2 separate regions of the Homo sapiens genome follow, and region 1 is linked to region 2. Evidence: chromatin contacts called from ENCODE Hi-C or POLR2A ChIA-PET data. All regions are on one chromosome and are shown on one strand. The core of a region is the stretch at or near the end of the contact, and the rest is flanking DNA. Distances in the headings are between cores, read along the strand shown.

Region 1 (6,815 bases), core at 3,775-6,274, 6.3 Mb before region 2:
AAAAAAAAAAAAAGTATTTATTTAGGCCGGGTGTGGTGGCTCACGCCTGTAATTCCAGTGCTTTGGGAGGATGAGGTGGGTGGATCACCTGAGGTCAGGAGTTCGAGACCAGCCTGACCAACGTGGAGAAACCTCATCTCTACTAAAAAACAAAATTAGCCAGGCGTGGTGGCATATACCTGTAATCCCAGCTACTCAGGAGGCTGAGGCAGGAGAATCAGAACCCAGGAGGGGGAGGTTGTGGTGAGCTGAGATCGTGCCATTGCATTCCAGCCTGGGCAACAAGAGTGAAACTTCATCTCAAAAAAAAAAAAAAAAAAGTACTAATTTACAGGCTGGGCATGGTGGCTCACGCTTGGAATCCCAGCACTTTGGGAGGCTGAAGTGGACGGATTGCTTCAGCCCAGGAGTTCAAGACCAGCCTGAGCAACATAATGAGACCCTGTCTCTACAAAAAATTGAAAAAATCGTGCCAGGCATGGTGGTCTGTGCCTGCAGTCCTAGCTACTCAGGAGTCTGAAGTAGGAGAATCACTTGAGCCTGGAGTTTGAGGCTTCAGTGAGCCATGATAGATTCCAGCCTAGGCAACAAAGTGAGACCTGGTCTCAACAAAAGTATTAATTACACAAATAATGCATTGCTTATCACAAGTAAATTAGAAAATACAGATAAGGAAAAGGAAGTTGATATCTCGTGAGCTCACCAGATGGCAGTGGTCCCTGGCTCACACGTGTACTGACACATGTTTAAATAGTGGAGAACAGGTGTTTTTTTGGTTTGTTTTTTTCCCCTTCCTCATGCTACTTTGTCTAAGAGAACAGTTGGTTTTCTAGTCAGCTTTTATTACTGGACAACATTACACATACTATACCTTATCATTAATGAACTCCAGCTTGATTCTGAACCGCTGCGGGGCCTGAACGGTGGGTCAGGATTGAACCCATCCTCTATTAGAACCCAGGCGCATGTCCAGGATAGCTAGGTCCTGAGCCGTGTTCCCACAGGAGGGACTGCTGGGTTGGAGGGGACAGCCACTTCATACCCCAGGGAGGAGCTGTCCCCTTCCCACAGCTGAGTGGGGTGTGCTGACCTCAAGTTGCCATCTTGGGGTCCCATGCCCAGTCTTAGGACCACATCTGTGGAGGTGGCCAGAGCCAAGCAGTCTCCCCATCAGGTCGGCCTCCCTGTCCTGAGGCCCTGAGAAGAGGGGTCTGCAGCGGTCACATGTCAAGGGAGGAGATGAGCTGACCCTAGAACATGGGGGTCTGGACCCCAAGTCCCTGCAGAAGGTTTAGAAAGAGCAGCTCCCAGGGGCCCAAGGCCAGGAGAGGGGCAGGGCTTTTCCTAAGCAGAGGAGGGGCTATTGGCCTACCTGGGACTCTGTTCTCTTCGCTCTGCTGCTCCCCTTCCTCAAATCAGGAGGTCTTGGAAGCAGCTGCCCCTACCCACAGGCCAGAAGTTCTGGTTCTCCACCAGAGAATCAGCATTCTGTCTCCCTCCCCACTCCCTCCTCCTCTCCCCAGGGACAGTGAGGTCCCAGGCCCCACACCCATGGAACTGGAGGCCGAGCAGCTGCTTGAGCCACACGTGCAAGCGCCCAGCCTGGAGCCCTCGGTGTCCCCACAGGATGAAACAGTAAGTTGGTGGAGGGGAGGGGGTCCGTCAGGGACAATTGGGAGAGAAAAGGTGAGGGCTTCCCGGGTGGCGTGCACTGTAGAGCCCTCTAGGGACTTCCTGAACAGAAGCAGACAGAAACCACGGAGAGACGAGGTTACTTCAGACATGGGACGGTCTCTGTAGTTACAGTGGGGCATTAAGTAAGGGTGTGTGTGTTGCTGGGGATCTGAGAAGTCGATCTTTGAGCTGAGCGCTGGTGAAGGAGAAACAAGCCATGGAAGGAAAGGTGCCAAGTGGTCAGGCGAGAGCCTCCAGGGCAAAGGCCTTGGGCAGGTGGGAATCCTGATTTGTTCCTGAAAGGTAGTTTGGCTGAATCATTCCTGAGAAGGCTGGAGAGGCCAGCAGGAAACAAAACCCAGCAAGGCCTTTTGTCGTGAGGGCATTAGGGAGCTGGAGGGATTTTGAGCAGCAGAGGGACATAGGTTGTGTTAGTGTTTGAGCACCAGCCCTCTGGTCCCTGTGTAGATTTAGAGGACCAGACTCAGGGATGGGGCTGAGGGAGGTAGGGAAGGGAGGGGGCTTGGATCATTGCAGGAGCTATGGGGATTCCAGAAATGTTGAGGGGACGGAGGAGTAGGGGATAAACAAGGATTCCTAGCCTGGAACCAGTGCCCAAGTCCTGAGTCTTCCAGGAGCCACAGGCAGCCTTAAGCCTGGTCCCCATACACAGGCTGAAGTGGCAGTTCCAGCGGCTGTCCCTGCGGCAGAGGCTGAGGCCGAGGTGACGCTGCGGGAGCTCCAGGAAGCCCTGGAGGAGGAGGTGCTCACCCGGCAGAGCCTGAGCCGGGAGATGGAGGCCATCCGCACGGACAACCAGAACTTCGCCAGGTCGGGATCGGGGCCGGGGCCGGGGCCGGGATGCGGGCCGGTGGCAACCCTTGGCATCCCCTCTCGTCCGGCCCGGACGGACTCACCGTCCTTACCTCCCCACAGTCAACTACGCGAGGCAGAGGCTCGGAACCGGGACCTAGAGGCACACGTCCGGCAGTTGCAGGAGCGGATGGAGTTGCTGCAGGCAGAGGGAGCCACAGGTGAGTCCCTCATGTGTCCCCTTCCCCGGAGGACCGGGAGGAGGTGGGCCGTCTGCTCCGCGGGGCGTGTATAGACACCTGGAGGAGGGAAGGGACCCACGCTGGGGCACGCCGCGCCACCGCCCTCCTTCGCCCCTCCACGCGCCCTATGCCTCTTTCTTCTCCTTCCAGCTGTCACGGGGGTCCCCAGTCCCCGGGCCACGGATCCACCTTCCCATGTAAGACCCCTCTCTTTCCCCTGCCTCAGACCTGCTGCCCATTCTGCAGATCCCCTCCCTGGCTCCTGGTCTCCCCGTCCAGATATAGGGCTCACCCTACGTCTTTGCGACTTTAGAGGGCAGAAGCCCTTTATTCAGCCCCAGATCTCCCTCCGTTCAGGCCTCACCAGATTCCCTCCGGGATCTCCCTAGATAACCTCCCCAACCTCGATTCCCCTCGCTGTCTCTCGCCCCACCGCTGAGGGCTGGGCTGGGCTCCGATCGGGTCACCTGTCCCTTCTCTCTCCAGCTAGATGGCCCCCCGGCCGTGGCTGTGGGCCAGTGCCCGCTGGTGGGGCCAGGCCCCATGCACCGCCGCCACCTGCTGCTCCCTGCCAGGGTACGTCCGGCTGCCCACGCCCCCCTCCGCCGTCGCGCCCCGCGCTCCACCCGCCCCTTGCCACCCGCTTAGCTGCGCATTTGCGGGGCTGGGCCCACGGCAGGAGGGCGGATCTTCGGGCAGCCAATCAACACAGGCCGCTAGGAAGCAGCCAATGACGAGTTCGGACGGGATTCGAGGCGTGCGAGTGGACTAACAACAGCTGTAGGCTGTTGGGGCGGGGGCGGGGCGCAGGGAAGAGTGCGGGCCCACCTATGGGCGTAGGCGGGGCGAGTCCCAGGAGCCAATCAGAGGCCCATGCCGGGTGTTGACCTCGCCCTCTCCCCGCAGGTCCCTAGGCCTGGCCTATCGGAGGCGCTTTCCCTGCTCCTGTTCGCCGTTGTTCTGTCTCGTGCCGCCGCCCTGGGCTGCATTGGGTTGGTGGCCCACGCCGGCCAACTCACCGCAGTCTGGCGCCGCCCAGGAGCCGCCCGCGCTCCCTGAACCCTAGAACTGTCTTCGACTCCGGGGCCCCGTTGGAAGACTGAGTGCCCGGGGCACGGCACAGAAGCCGCGCCCACCGCCTGCCAGTTCACAACCGCTCCGAGCGTGGGTCTCCGCCCAGCTCCAGTCCTGTGATCCGGGCCCGCCCCCTAGCGGCCGGGGAGGGAGGGGCCGGGTCCGCGGCCGGCGAACGGGGCTCGAAGGGTCCTTGTAGCCGGGAATGCTGCTGCTGCTGCTGCTGCTGCTGCTGCTGCTGCTGCTGCTGCTGCTGCTGCTGCTGCTGGGGGGATCACAGACCATTTCTTTCTTTCGGCCAGGCTGAGGCCCTGACGTGGATGGGCAAACTGCAGGCCTGGGAAGGCAGCAAGCCGGGCCGTCCGTGTTCCATCCTCCACGCACCCCCACCTATCGTTGGTTCGCAAAGTGCAAAGCTTTCTTGTGCATGACGCCCTGCTCTGGGGAGCGTCTGGCGCGATCTCTGCCTGCTTACTCGGGAAATTTGCTTTTGCCAAACCCGCTTTTTCGGGGATCCCGCGCCCCCCTCCTCACTTGCGCTGCTCTCGGAGCCCCAGCCGGCTCCGCCCGCTTCGGCGGTTTGGATATTTATTGACCTCGTCCTCCGACTCGCTGACAGGCTACAGGACCCCCAACAACCCCAATCCACGTTTTGGATGCACTGAGACCCCGACATTCCTCGGTATTTATTGTCTGTCCCCACCTAGGACCCCCACCCCCGACCCTCGCGAATAAAAGGCCCTCCATCTGCCCAAAGCTCTGGACTCCACAGTGTCCGCGGTTTGCGTTGTGGGCCGGAGGCTCCGCAGCGGGCCAATCCGGAGGCGTGTGGAGGCGGCCGAAGGTCTGGGAGGAGCTAGCGGGATGCGAAGCGGCCGAATCAGGGTTGGGGGAGGAAAAGCCACGGGGCGGGGCTTTGGCGTCCGGCCAATAGGAGGGCGAGCGGGCCACCCGGAGGCACCGCCCCCGCCCAGCTGTGGCCCAGCTGTGCCACCGAGCGTCGAGAAGAGGGGGCTGGGCTGGCAGCGCGCGCGGCCATCCTCCTTCCACTGCGCCTGCGCACGCCACGCGCATCCGCTCCTGGGACGCAAGCTCGAGAAAAGTTGCTGCAAACTTTCTAGCCCGTTCCCCGCCCCTCCTCCCGGCCAGACCCGCCCCCCCTGCGGAGCCGGGAATTCCGAGGGGCGGAGCGCAGGCCGAGATGGGGAATGTGGGGGCCTGCAGAGGACCCTGGAGACGGAGGCGTGCAGAAGCTCAGTCTCGGGGCGGAGGCTTCGCGCCCTTAGTCCTCCTGGACGGCCCGTTACCTTCTGCGTTGTCCCGATGGGGAAACTGAGGCCCTGAGCCAGAAGCACACGCTGGGGGGAGGCAGAAAGCGCGGCCAGAGGCGGAGGGAAAACAAAGGGAGAATCACAGACAGACGGGAGGGGGACGGACACACACAAGGGGACAGAGACCCGAGTGGAGAGCTGGATCTCGCCTTCCCGGCGTGGGGCGCAGGGTCGGCCAGAAAGAAGATCGAGAAGAGCGGGGAGTGGGGGCGAAAAGGGGGGACAGGTGGGGGAGGAGGCTGGGGAAAGCCCGAGGGAGGAAGAGAGGGAGGGAGGAACTTCCCAAAGTTGCAAAACATGGCTACCTTGCCTGCGGAGCCGAGCGCGGGGCCGGCGGCTGGGGGGGAGGCGGTGGCGGCGGCGGCGGCGACCGAAGAGGAGGAGGAGGAAGCGCGCCAGCTCTTGCAGACTTTGCAGGCGGCCGAGGGTGAGGCGGCGGCGGCGGCCGGGGCCGGGGCGGGCGCAGCGGCTGCGGGAGCTGAGGGCCCGGGATCCCCGGGCGTCCCCGGGTCGCCCCCCGAGGCCGCTTCCGAACCGCCCACGGGCCTCCGCTTCTCGCCCGAGCAGGTGGCGTGCGTCTGCGAGGCGCTGCTCCAGGCGGGCCACGCCGGCCGCTTGAGCCGCTTCCTGGGCGCACTGCCCCCGGCCGAGCGCCTACGTGGCAGCGACCCGGTGTTGCGCGCGCGGGCCCTGGTGGCCTTCCAGCGGGGCGAGTACGCCGAGCTCTACCGGCTACTCGAGAGCCGCCCCTTCCCCGCCGCCCACCACGCCTTCCTGCAGGACCTCTACCTGCGCGCGCGCTACCATGAGGCCGAGCGGGCCCGCGGCCGCGCGCTTGGCGCAGTGGACAAGTATCGACTGCGCAAGAAGTTCCCGCTGCCCAAGACCATCTGGGACGGCGAGGAGACAGTCTACTGCTTCAAGGAGCGCTCCCGCGCAGCGCTCAAGGCCTGCTACCGCGGCAACCGCTACCCCACGCCGGACGAGAAGCGCCGCCTGGCCACACTCACCGGCCTGTCGCTCACGCAGGTCAGCAACTGGTTCAAGAACCGGCGACAGCGCGACCGGACCGGGGCCGGAGGCGGCGCGCCCTGCAAGAGGTGAGGGGCCTCGGGCGGCGCAAGTCCAGCTCTCCCGGGGACATCCCGTCCACCAGCCCTCTTCCCCCGTGCCCACTGCTGGGGCCGGCGCGCCGAGGTCCTCGGACATCTCCCGGGACCAGCTCACAATCTCAGGCGCCCGCGGGGCGCGGGGACTAAGTGTGGACGGGACAGGCACCCGCCCGGGCCCTCTCCCCGCACGCGTCTCCTCTTCCAGCGGCTCCATTCCGAGCTCCTTCCCAAATCCCATCGGTGTTGGGGAATCACACTGCGGGGGGCACTAGAGGGACTGAGGAAAAAGGACAGGGCCTGTGGCCACTCCACTCCGCGTAGGGGCTGCCTCCCAGCCCCCTTTCTTCACTGACCGTTACTCTTACCCACCCGCCCCCACACTCCCTCCGGGCCCGGACGGCGTGGTCCGTCTTCTGCCTTTGTTGTGAAACGTGAACCTTTCCCAGCTCCGGTTTCCCTGTAACCCAAACCCTTCTCCTCCCACCCTGAGCGCCGGCCTCTCCCTTCTCTGACGCCCCGCGGGGAGGGCACCGGGAACTGGGCTGGCGGCTGCTGCTCCCTCTCTCCAG
Region 2 (6,770 bases), core at 3,768-6,267:
AAGGTCGGGCACGGTGGCTCACGCCTGTAATCCCAGCACTTTGGGAGGTTGAGGCAGGTGGATCACGAGGTCAAGAGATCGAGAACATCCTGGCCAACATGGTGAAACCCTGTCTCTACTAAAAATACAAAAATTAGCTGGGCATGGTGGCACATGCCTGTAGTCCCAGCTACTCGGGAGGCTGAGGCAGAAGAATTGCTTCAACCCAGGACGCAGAGGTTGCAGTGAGCAGAGATCACGCCACTGCACTCCAGCTGGCAACAGAGCAACACTGTGTCTCAAAAAAAAAAAAAAAAAATTAGCCATTAGCTATTTGTGGTGTCACGTGTATGTGGTCCCAGCTACTCTGGAGGCTGAGGTGGGAGGATTGCTTGAGCCTAAAAGGTCAAGACTGCAGTGAGCTGTGATTGTGCCACTGCACTCCAGCGTAGGGGACAGAGCAAGACCCTGTCTCAAAAAAAAGAAAATAAAAAGACCTTCCTTAAGTTCCTTCTACCTTCTAAGTCTTGATTTTATTAGAACAAGATACTTTACTGCCATCTGCCGCAAGTTGGCAAATATGCAAATCTACAATATCCAGCCTGTGAATATAGTACTGTCTTTGTAGATGTGGGATCCTTGTGCAGTGTACAACATTCACATCCATACATGGTGGTCCTATCTATCTTATAGGATTGGTGTACAGAGTAAATAAGCTAACATACTTAAAGCATTTAAACCAATACCTGGCACAGAGTAAACACTATTTACATGCAGCTGTAGTCATCATCATCATTTGTTATTATATACCTCCCTATTCTAGGTGTTGGAGACAGCAGTGAGCAAAATATATCTGTCAAGGCTAGGGGCTGGGTCAGGAGATAGTCCCACTACTTCCTCCCCGCAACATATTCATATGGTCACACAGCAGCCCTCACACATGGAGACCACTGAATTCTCTCAAAACCTGCAACTGCAGAAAGAAGCGAATGCAATACTCACTGAGAGATCATCTGGGGTGTAGAGGGTGTCATCATTTTTGTTTTCCTACAGTTCAGGGGTAAGGAGGAGAATCAGATCTTGGAGGGAAAGAGGCTGACCCTTCCTCAAACACACCCCCTACCACGCCCCATCAATTGGCCCACCCCGTCTGCTGGCTCTGCTCCCCACTCGCTGGTATCTTCAGAGGGCTGCAAGGAAGTAAAAAGGCTCCCTCCAGCAGAGGGGCGGGCGTTCCTAGGCCCTCCCAGGGCTGTACAAGCAGGAGGATGATCCACAGAAGCAACATGGGCACCTTGCTCACTCCCAGGCCTTCTCTGGTGCTTGGCCTGGGGTTCTGGAAGAGAGAGGTACAGGAAGGGGGAGCAGACTGGAAGGCTGAAGTGGATGAGGGGAACTCCCCCGCCACCCCTCATCCCATCCCCTGCTTGCTCCACTCAAGCCACAGATAATTCAGGGAGTGTGCCCATAGAGGCTGGGGAAAGATGGTGACCCCAAAGTCAGGAGGGCTTAGGTCAGAGCGCTCCCTGACTCCCAAGCTCAGGGACGATACGAGACTTAGCAAATGTGTGAAGATCAATCTGGAGAGACGAGAGAACCTGAACTCCCCTGCCCAACAGGCCCTTAAGACAGTGCAGGCTAGGCCAACCGCTGTGGCTCACACCTGTAATCCCAGAACCTTGGGAGGCCGAGGTGGGCGGATCACTTGAGGTAAGGAGTTCAAGACCAGCCTGGCCAACACGATGGAACCCTGTCTCTACTAAAAAATACAAAAATTAGTGGCCAGGCACAGTGGCTCACACTTGTAATCCCAGCACTTTGGGAGGCCGAGGCAAGTGGATCACTTGAGGTCAGGAGTTCAAGACTAGTCTGCCCAGCATAGTGAAACCCTGTCTCTACTAATAAATACAAAAATTAGCTGGGCATGGTGGTGCATGCCTTTAATCCCAGCTACTTGGAAGGCTGATGCAGGAGAATTGCTTGAACCCAGGAAGCTGACGTTGCAGTGAGCTGAGATCAAGCCACTGCCCTCCAGTCTGGGCGACAGAGCGATACTCCATCTCAAAAAAAAAAAAGAAAAATTATTAGTCAAGCATAGTGGTGGAGGCCCGTGATCTGGGCTACTCAGGAGTCTGAAGCAGGAGAATCTGTAATCTCAGCTACTCCAGAGTCTGAAGCAGGACAATCACTTGAACCGGGGAGGTGGAGGTTGCAGTGAGCTCAGATTGCATCACTGCATTCCAGCCTGGGTGACACAGACTCTATCTCAATTTAAAAAAAAAAAAAGAAAAAGTACAGGTAGAATGTGTGCATCCTCTCATCTGCCTGTGTCTTCATTGGAAAACACCTGTGCTAGCCTTTATCTGTGTCTGCAAGTGAATATTTGAGGTCTCTGCTCTATTTATTTTATTTTATTTATTTATTTTTGAGACAGAGTTTATTTATTTATTTATTTTTGAGACAGAGTCTTGCTCTGGCGCCCAGCCTAGGGTGCAGTGGCGACATCTCAGCTCACTGCAACCTCCGCCTCCCGGGTTCAAGCGGTTCTCCTGCCTCAGCCTCCCTTGTGGCTGGGATACAGGCACCTGCCACCATGCCCAGCTGATTTTTGTATTTTTAGTAAAGGCGGGGTTTCACCATGTTGGCCAGGCTGGTCTTGAACCCTGGGCTCGAGTGATCCTGCTGCCTTGGCCTCCCAAAGTGCTGGGATTATAGGTGTGAGCCACTGCACCTGGCCTCTGTCTCAAGTATTTTGGAAACATCATGCCTGCCTTTATCTCTTTTTTGTCTGAGGGTTGGCCTCTCTGCCTCTAAATCTGTCACTGGGCTTGTTTTGGGGGTCCATCTCTTGACTGTCCTGGTCTCTCCCTTTTCTCCTCCTCTTCTCCCTTGGCCTTTCATCTTTCTCTTCTTCTCCACTTGTGCCTACATTTCTTTGGGCTGTGTCTGTGTCCCTCCCGGTCAGCCTCTGGGTACTTCCTTCCTCCCTCCCAACAGCCCCCTCCCCCCTCACCCTTTTAGAGCTGGACTCCGGGCTGGCTTTTCCCTCTGGCCCCAGACCTGCCCTCCAGTGTCTCCCTGTCTCCACCCTCTTTGGCAAGGTGCACCACGACGCCCTTTTGAACCCTGGATCCCAGACCCTGTACTGCCAGAGAAACTGAGGCAACTGTGGGCTCCCTCTAGCTCTGAGAGAGGAACCTCTTCGCTGGGGAGACTCTTGATGGGGTGAGACGCAGGGACATCTGCCGGGGAACCAGAGGACAACCCAATCCTGGGGTTCCTCAGGTGGGGTTGGGGGGCTGGGGATGGAGAATTCTGTGGGGAGGAGGCTTAAGTGGAGGGTGATTTGGGGGAGAGGAAAAAGATGACTGGGAGATTCTGGAGAAAGAGATTCTAGGGGCTGGGCGCGGTGGCTCACGCCTGTAATCCCAGCACTTTGGGAGGCTGAGATGAGTGGATCATTTGATGTCAGGAGTTCGAGACCAGTCTGGCCAATATGGTGAAACCCCGTCTCTACTACAAATACAAAAATTAGCCGGGCGTGGTGGTGCATGCCTGTAATCTCAGCTACTCAAGAGGCTGAGGCAGGAGAATCGCTTTAACCGGGGAGGCAGAGGTTGCAGTGAGCAGAGATCATGCCACTGCACTCCAGCCTGGGCGACAGAGCAGGACTCTGTCTCAAAAAAAAGAAAAAAAAAAAACAAAAAACAGAGAGATTCGGCCGGGCGTGGTGGCTCACGCCTGTAATCCCAGGACTCTGGGAGGCTGAGGCGGATCACATCACCTGAGGTCAGGAGTTCGAGACCAGCCTGGCCAACGTGGTGAAACCCCATTTCTACTAAAAATACAAAAAACGACCAGGGCGTGGTGGTAGACGCCTGTAATTCCAGCTACTCGGGAGCCTAAGGCAGGAGAATCTCTTGAACCCGGGAGGCGGAGGTTGCAGTGAGACGAGATCGCACCACTGCACTCTAGCCAGGGCAACGAGCGAAACTCCGTCTCAAAAAAAAGAGAGAGATTCTAGGGTGGGGACGGGGAAGAGGTTAATTCTTGGGGGAGGGTCTCTTAGGAGAGGGGGATTCTAACGGAGGGAAAACTCCAGGGAAGGCAGTTGCTGGGAAGAGGAGTCTCGGAAGGGAAATAAACTCAGGAGAAAGGTAGATTTTGAGGGACGGGTCTCTGAGAGAAAAGTTTTTGTGGATTTGCGGGGCGGGGTGTTCTGGGAAAGGGGGATTTGCCGGGAAAGGGGGATTTGCCGGGAAAGGGAGATTCTGGAGGAGGGAGATTCCAGGGGTACTGGGTCCTGACAAGAGAAAGATTCTGGGAAGGGTGACTGAGGGGACGAGGACCGAATGGAGGGAGATTCAGGGAAAAGGGGGGTCTAAGTTGAGCACTCTTAAGAGGGACATTTGGGGTTGGCCATCTGAGAGAAGGATGGGAAACATTCTGGGAAGAGGAAACTGAAAGGAAGGACATTCTGGTGAAAGGGAGATTCTGAGGGGAAGGGGCTCTGAGGGGAAAAGGATTCTGGGAGAGGATCCCCAAGGAGGGGGATTCTAGGGAGGATAGGATTCTGGAAGTCCTTAATCTGAGAATCCAGCCAGATTTCTTGCAGTAGATTCCAAAGGAAGATTCTGATGCGGGGGATTCGGGGAGGAGGGAGTCCAGAGGGGAGAAAGATTACAGGTGTTGGGAGGGTGGGAACTGATTTAAAGAAAGGGCGAAGGGAGATTATTAAAGAGCCAGAATGCAAAGAAGAGCTGCGGTAGTCGACTACAGAGGACGCGAAGCACACTCCCGCAGCCTTCCCTTCAGTCCGCACACGACACTCCCAGGCCCCGCCCCTTCCGCCCACAGAGCCCGCCACTTCCGCCTCACAGGGCCCGCCCGCTCTGAGCGCCTAAGGGCCTTCCCGCCGCTGACCAGACGCCCCGCCCGTTAGCCGCAACAGAAGCCGTAAAGCTCTCTCCCGTCGCGACGCAGTGCTCAAGGCGCCTGCGCAGACCCTGAAAAGCGGCCAGGGTGGCCCCTAGCTTTCCTTTTCCGGTTGCGGCGCCGCGCGGTGAGGTTGTCTAGTCCACGCTCGGAGCCATGCCGTCCAAGGGCCCGCTGCAGTCTGTGCAGGTCTTCGGACGCAAGGTGAGCCAGACGCCGGATGGGAAGGGGAGGGGAAGGAGAAGGCCAGGGTCTGGGAGAGGTCGGTGGGCAGGAATCTAGGGGGTAACATGGGAGCTGGAGCCGGAGCTCACGGGGCCCCTGTTTCTCTTGTATCTTACAGAAGACAGCGACAGCTGTGGCGCACTGCAAACGCGGCAATGGTCTCATCAAGGTGAACGGGCGGCCCCTGGAGATGATTGAGCCGCGCACGCTACAGTACAAGGTGCTGGGATCCGGCACCGGCGTTGAGTGGATGGAGGACTCTTGGAGACAGAGATGTTGTAGCTCTTGAAAGCTGGGGGGGCTGGCATCAGCAACGGGATGTTTAGAAGTTGTGTTGGGTGTAGAACAGTGGGGTATTTGGCAATAGAGCTGGGCTTGGGGTTCAGAAGATGTAAAAGCTGAGATGGGGTTGTTGAAGATTAAGGGTTTGCTTTGAGAACTGGGATGTTAGGAAGCTCACCTCACTGGGGCGGGGGGACCCAAAGGGTGAAGGGACACCGACTATTTTTTATTTTATTTATTTGTTTTGAGAGGGAGTCTCGCTGTGTCGCCCAGGCTGGAGTGTAGTGGCGCGATCTCGGATCACTGCAACCTTCGCCTCCCGGGTTAAAGCGATTCTCCTGCCTCAGCCTCTTGAGTAGCTGAGATTACAGGCATGCACCACCACGCCCGGCTAATTTTTGTATTTTTAGTAGAGACGGGGTTTCGCCATATTGGCCAGAGTGGTCTCGAACTCATTACCTCAGGTGATCCACCAGCCTCGGCCTCCCGAAGTGCTGGGATTGCAGGCGTCAGCCACCGTGTGCGGCCGAATTTGGGTCTGTTTAAATGCTTGCTTGTAAAAGGGGTTCCTCTGTTCCCTTTTTGGGACTCTCAATTTCTTTGGCTCAGAATGGAAAGAAACCAGAGTCTGATTTCTGCCCCTTCTGAACTCTACTACTTTTAAAAGAAAGAATATCTACATTGCAGGGTCAGTTAAAAAAATTTTTTTTGAGTTATAAGGTTCTTTTTTAAAAACAGTATCTTGCTGTCACCTACCCTGGAGTGCAATAGCACAATCCTAATGAACTGCAGCCTTAAACTCCTGAGTTGGAGATCCTCCCACCTCAGCCTTTCGGTTGCCAAGACTACAGGCACATCACCACGCCTGGCTCATTTGAGAAATATTTTTCTGTAGACGTGGGGTCTCACTTTATTGCCCAGGCTGGTCCTTGGTCTCATGTGATCCTTCTGCCTGGACTGGGATTACAGGTGTGATCACCATGCCTGGCCTAGAATTTAATAAAAATTCTGAGATTTCCTTTGTGTAGCAGATGTTGAATGTTACTGTTATTGGCTGTCACTGTATTTGAAGGATTTGTATGTGTACCCTCTGTTGAGTTTTGGGGACATAGCAGTGATCCAGATGACTTAAGGTCTTGCCTTCATGGACCTGCCAGCCTAGTTGGGGAGAAGGACTGGGCCCAATACCAGAAGCTGATCCAAAGTGGTCAGAACTGGGGAAGGAGACCTGTGAGCTGAAAGCAGGTAAAGGAAGTATCCAGACAGAGGCACTGGTAAAAGACCTGGAGCTGGGAAGGGTCTAGGGACCAGGGACAGGTTGTACTGTAATTCTGGAAACCTGTGAGGCT

The links. A loop is a pair of places that touch in the nucleus more often than their neighbours do. ChIA-PET counts read pairs that join two places held with the same protein, here RNA polymerase II (POLR2A). Pooled maps may share reads with other maps.
Region 1: a pooled map shows a loop between it and region 2 (13-fold over the local background). The contact joins the promoter of SIX5 here to the promoter of RPS16 in region 2. A Hi-C loop is called at or near these places in 1 of 50 pooled maps. POLR2A ChIA-PET finds 5 or more read pairs at or near these places in 2 of 52 experiments (GM12878 and PC-3).

What each region holds. Positions count from the first base shown.
Region 1 is chr19:45,767,461-45,774,275 of GRCh38, reverse strand. It overlaps SIX5 (SIX homeobox 5), which reads left to right and starts at 5,024. Exons shown (of 3, transcript NM_175875.5): 1 at 5,024-6,234. The coding sequence starts at 5,432. It overlaps DMPK (DM1 protein kinase), which reads left to right. Exons shown (of 15, transcript NM_004409.5): 10 at 1,524-1,635; 11 at 2,348-2,505; 12 at 2,611-2,708; 13 at 2,880-2,926; 14 at 3,216-3,305; 15 at 3,636-4,559. The coding sequence ends at 3,788. DM1-AS (DM1 locus antisense RNA) reads right to left here and starts at 6,480. Exons shown (of 2, transcript NR_147193.1): 1 at 6,145-6,480; 2 at 2,393-2,786. RefSeq lists enhancers at 2,128-2,685, 3,685-3,764, 4,205-4,314, 4,475-4,554, 6,046-6,605 and 1 more and silencers at 3,885-4,044, 4,569-4,753, 4,605-5,144, 5,505-5,724, 6,175-6,304 and 1 more.
Region 2 is chr19:39,434,196-39,440,965 of GRCh38, reverse strand. RPS16 (ribosomal protein S16) reads left to right here and starts at 5,017. Exons shown (of 5, transcript NM_001020.6): 1 at 5,017-5,118; 2 at 5,258-5,359. The coding sequence starts at 5,071. RefSeq lists enhancers at 2,812-3,580, 5,244-5,823 and a silencer at 4,764-4,863.